Linked DNA regions of Homo sapiens: region 2 is linked to region 1. A link is a contact called in ENCODE Hi-C or POLR2A ChIA-PET data. All regions are on one chromosome and are shown on one strand. The core of a region is the stretch at or near the end of the contact, and the rest is flanking DNA. Distances in the headings are between cores, read along the strand shown. Region 1 has its middle 44 kb from the start of LINC01331. Region 2 has its middle 24 kb from the start of ENC1.

Evidence for each region. A loop is a pair of places that touch in the nucleus more often than their neighbours do. ChIA-PET counts read pairs that join two places held with the same protein, here RNA polymerase II (POLR2A). Pooled maps may share reads with other maps.
Region 2: a loop to region 1 is called in a map of Caco-2, with 5 times the contacts of the local background. The contact joins two enhancer-like sites. A Hi-C loop is called at or near these places in 5 of 168 maps with a recorded cell type or tissue (Caco-2, GM12878, HepG2 and 2 more), 3 of 37 single-sample maps with no recorded cell type and 14 of 50 pooled maps. POLR2A ChIA-PET finds 5 or more read pairs at or near these places in 8 of 52 experiments (H1, OCI-LY7, Panc1 and 4 more).

The regions. Positions count from the first base shown.
Region 1 is chr5:74,579,906-74,582,541 of GRCh38, reverse strand. No RefSeq gene overlaps it. Among named protein-coding and RNA genes, the nearest start is that of LINC01331, 44 kb to the right of the region's middle. Within about 2 kb of position 1,306, at least 3 of the 41 ENCODE cell types and tissues checked have a DNase peak (open chromatin) inside an H3K27ac peak, as active enhancers do.
Region 2 is chr5:74,615,340-74,617,975 of GRCh38, reverse strand. No RefSeq gene overlaps it. Among named protein-coding and RNA genes, the nearest start is that of ENC1, 24 kb to the left of the region's middle. Within about 2 kb of position 1,300, at least 2 of the 41 ENCODE cell types and tissues checked have a DNase peak (open chromatin) inside an H3K27ac peak, as active enhancers do.

The DNA.
Region 1 (2,636 bases), core at 57-2,556:
GGGGAGTCGGTTTCCTCATCTTTTTGTTTTATTTATTTTTTATTTTCTGAGACAGTGTCTCACTCTGTCGCCCAGGCTGGAGTGCAGTGCCATGATTACGGCTCACTGAAACCTCAACTTCCAGGGCTTAGATGAGCCTCCCACTTCAGCCTCCTGAGTAGCTGGGACTGCAGGAGCATGCCACCACACCTGGCTAATTTTTGTATTTTTTGGAGAGACAGAGGTCTCACTATATTGTCCAGGCCAGTCTTGAACTCCTGGGCTCAAAAAATCCACCCACCTCAGCCTCTCAAAGTGCTAGGATTATAGGCGTCAGCTGCGGCGCCTCTTTTGATTTCTTTCCAGTCACTCAAATTTCCTGTAGTTTGTATTGCTCTGACTCATAATAATGAATTCTGTATCATTCAGTACAATCCAGCTCAGTTCAACAAAGCCACATTAAGCTGTCTATTGAATATCAGACCTTGCACTAGGCTTTGAGATGCACAAATGAATGAAGATCAATCCTTGCTCTCCAGGAGTTCTAAGTTGGGCTAAGATCGCTTGGGTACAAACTGTCTAACTTTCACACCAAGTTGGAGATTTAGGCATGATAACTACAACAGGGTTGGTCTGGTGATTTGGGGTTGGATTGAGGGTTAATTCAATGTGTGGCTATAATTACACAATTGGGTGTGATGATGCCTGCGTCTCCCAGGTGATTGCGTTTACTCACACCAGTGAGACTGTTCAGGTGTGTTTTGTGTCCTAACAGCTTCTGCTTCTTTGAGGCTGATTTTCTTGGCCAGACTTCCACAGCCACTAGGTTCACTCTTCTAGGGAGTCTGCAGAACTTGTTCCCAGATGTCTCTTTCCTAAGGAGGGGAAGGGAATTTGGACTGGGTGACCTCTAAAGTCCCTCTGACCTTGACACTCTTTGATGTTAGAAAAGCAGCCCAGAGGCTGGGCGCGGTGGCTCACGTCTGTAATTCCAGCACATTGGGAGGCTTGGGCAGGTGGATCACGAGGTCAGGAGTTCGAGACCAGCCTGGCCAACATGGTGAAACCCCATCTCTACTAATAATACAAACATTAGCCGGGTGTGGTGGTGCATGCCTGTAATTCCAGCTACTTGGGAGGCTGAGGCAGGAGAATCGCTTGAACCTGGGAGGCAGAGGTTGCAGTGAGCCGAGATTGTGCCATTGAACTCCAACCTGGGCAACAAGAGCGAAACTCCATCTCAAAATGAAAAAAAAAAAAAAAAAGAAAAGCAGCCCAGAGCCAGAGGTCAGAGTTCGGCGGCAGCATTGATGCTGGCCTGTTTGGCTTGTCAGTGTTAATCAGTAAACGGGTTGCTAAGACAATATTTGAGAAACAGATTCTAGTGGATTAAGGTGGAGGTGGGGTAGAAGACAGTGTTCTTTGAAGACAACAGTAGTCAGAGGGAAACATAAAATAAGTCCAGTTTAGGCTCCACCCTCTCCGGGAAGCCTTTCTGCTCTCTTGGACCTAGGTGTCTATATTCTAGGTATATATATTCCAGATATAATATATTCTGGATTTAGACCATGATGGACCTCTGACCATAGGGCTTTGCTCTTTGTTTTTTTAAAATGAAGTGTGTTTTGCAATCACCAAAGAGATTTTGATCTACTCAAGATAGTGACTTTGTCTTATGCATTTTTTTGGAAATGCCCCTTTTCCCATAGCACCTAGTTCCAGCTAGAGGCAGAGTATGTGTTTCATGAGAATTCGACTGATAGCCTGACAGTTTCCAAGGTTTGCAGCTTAAGCCTTCTGTGGTGGGCAGCAGAGGCTCGAGGCTTCCTCTCCTCACTGCAAGTCCCTGAGAAGGATCTCGAGATGGTGCTTTTCCTGAAACCCCCCTGCACCCAATCCACTGCTACTTGAGCTGAGTTCTTTCATAGTTGGTTCCCAGGAACAATCAACCAAGTATGAAAGATGGGGTGACAGACTTTTCTTGGAATGCAGGTGGGGGCTGGCTTCCCATTCTCCCTGGGGAAGTAAACACTTTCCGTATATCCTTCACCCTGACTTCCATCTGTGGTTCAGGTCCCACAGATCTCTTAAAGTCCAAGAGGGCTGTGGAGGTGATGGGTGCAAAGCTTTTCAAAATTTCATGCAAATTTTGTGATGTATACTTTTTCTAGAGAATAGGTCTATTCCTTTAAATACCTTTATGTTCCCCCAAATGTGAAGAACTACTACGTTATCCACATTTCTGCTACACAGGCTTCTGGGGAATTATTTGTGTGGGAACAAACACAGATCCTACATGAGAAATAGGGGATGAGCAGGCCATGTGGCTTGGGGCCTCAAGCTTGAGGGTGGGGCTCCAGTGTTGCTGTTTTTAGTGGCAAACTTGTTCATGACTAGTAGTCAAGGTTCAACAGTAATATTGCTTTTAAATAAAATTCCTCAACTCGCCTCCCACATTAGCCAAATCTGAGGGTAGGAAGACCACCTCAAGATCGAGGGTCCTCAAAACTGGAAAGCCGGGGCTTCACAGAGGCTCTTTGGAGAGCTTGGGCATGGCCTGGTTCCAGCAGAGAATCTGGAGCAAGTATCTAGGAGTGGTTTTCTTTTTTCAGTAAGCATGGAAAGGAAAAAGTTGGGAGAGACTTTGCCTGAAATGA
Region 2 (2,636 bases), core at 51-2,550, 35 kb before region 1:
CCGAGCATAGTGATACGACTGCTCTGTTCACAACTACGCTGCAATTTTAGACAAAATTTTCAGAGCATCTCAGCACCTAACAACGCATAAAAACCTGGTGGTAATTTCAAGATACGTAACATCTGCTTATTTCATTTTGTTACAAGTCACCTGGGCAAAAACTCTTCCTAACTCTGCCCCATAAATGAGCTAATATCCAAATAGAACATTCTGCTTAACAGCAGTAGCAATTATCCTGTGGCAATCCATTAAAAAAGCCTTAAAGGTATGTCGCTTCTCCAGGTTAACAAAACAAAACCATTATTTTTCTTTGTAGCTCAGATGGGCTATTTGCTCTTTGTAGCTCAGATGGGCTATTTGCTAATGTCTTACCAGCTCTAACAGCTTATTCTCTGAGAAGGAAATAGTCGTGGTTTCTTTGAGAAAAACTAGTCCTCCTATCTTGGGGTTTTAAATAAAAGGATTTGGGAACCATTTAAAGTGCATTGTAAAATAATGTGGTTCTACAATAGCATTATGGCCCCCGCACTTTCCAATCATTTTAAAAGCATGCCTGCCTATTACATCTATTCAAGATTTTCCAGTGGAGACCTTTGAGCATTGTTGTGAAATAGATAACAAAGACACTGAGTTCCACAGCGATTTCTCCTCTCATTATTTTTTTTCAAACTGCTAGAATGTAATTCAGGAAAAAGATAGGTTGATTAAATACATCTGCAAGAACCTTCTGGCTTTGGAAGCAGGAGAAGCCCACACTGGTCACCTTCAGTTTATTATATATCCTGACCCCTCTTCGGCACGTGTCTTTCTTCAGGTCAGTTTTCTGTTTCTTCTGTATAGTTTTGGAAGATGCCTAAAGAAAAATGCCTTGGAAAAGACTACAAGTTGACATCACTATTGTAAGGTATATGGGTGTACATTGGTCAAGAATTAGGCTGAGGCTGACATCCAGGCCTGCTTGAGTCAGTGGGATTGTTGCGCAGGTGCACACCTCCACTTGTTATATAACCTGTTTACGTAAGCTCATTCTTGGCTCGGAATTTACTTACTATGGTCTGTAAAAGGTATAACTGCCCTGCTGACACTGTACAGGCACTCCTGGGCTCAGCTTGACATGGCTTGGGGGTGCACTGGCGCCCAGAGAAAGAGAACCAGAGCTGTCTGTCTTGCAGATGGACAGAGGGGAGCCAGGGCATGGCACAGCTCGACATGGCTGGCGCTGGTGGCCAGAGGGAAAGAGTTAAGCTGTTGACCTTGAAGACAAGGGAGAGCCGGCCGTGCAGCTGTGTGTGGGAGCAGCCAAGCCGCAGAGCCGGCTGCTGAGAGGAGCTGCGGAGCCGCAGCAGACCGCCGAGATAAAGGCGGACAGTGTAATAGAGCTGCCGGTGAGAGAGCTGTTGAATAAAACTACATTTCACCTGCTTAGAGCCCCCCGAGTGTTCTTTCAGCTATTCGCCTATCCACCCACTCCCCTCGGACCTCAGTACGGGCCCGAACCTGACCCTGGACCTGACAATTGGCGTAGTTGTGGACCTAACAACTATCTTGATGCCATCTGCCAGGACCTGAGAAGAGTCTGGGCCTCTTAGTGGGGCAAGCATTGCAGGCGGTAATCCTCATCTTGCATCCCTTGGCCAAACTCTAAGAGTGTAGGAAATGACTGATAGTAGTCTGAATGGGTAGAATCCTGTCTGTAGCAACTTAGCTTTCTGTGTTCCAAGCAGGTTTTCTCTGAACCCTCTCTCTACCCCAAAGACAAAGCTCTCACATCAACATGGGATCAGAACTGGTTACCAGTCTGGGGTTTACAGCTGATCTTGAATCCTGATTCTCAGCCTATGCTTAATTTTCTGTGGTGACAATTAAAGCTCATTAAAAAGCTGACACATTGTTTCCAGCTTGTCTCTGATTTAATTAAAAGTCTTAAGGAGGGAGGAGCAGAAACCATATTAGTCACAGAAAAAAAAAGTCTGGGGCCTCCCTTTTTATCTCATGAAATTATTTATAATTTGAGAGTTATTCAGCGACTTCCATGAAGAGCCCCTTCTGTTGAAATGTTAAAAGAAGATGAAGTTAAACCTAATCAGTATGTTGTCCTTCATCCAGAGGAAATATTGACGAGCTGAAATAGAATCACTGACAGCCACCTGCCTTCTTGTCAATTCATCTTAGAATTTAAACTGAAGGAGAAATGACAGATAATGAAGAACAAGTTTTTTCAATGCAGAAAAAGTTGACTGGAGACTTTTTATATTTCAGCCTGATAAATATAATTTCAATCTTCTTTTTACCCAAATTAAAATATCTAAGTAACTCAGGCTGTTGCTTTTATAGTGTGGTGCATAAAACTGTATTGATTTAAACAGTAATAAGTACTCAACTTGTTATTTAACCTTATTGTCATAGTTTCTGATAGGAATATCTTCCAGGGAATTAGAAGAAACAGTTTTGGAAGTGAGGTTTGGGTCTTTACGTCCCACCTATTTTGGGATGGTGCCCAAAAGTGCACCAAGAGCCCAACTGAAAAAAGTTGACATTTTAGCTTGCTATTGGAAGGTAATTTTTTAAAATAACGCAGCTTTTGAAAAATTAAGAATCAAGGTAAATCCTTGGCTAAGCCTTTATAACTAATGAAT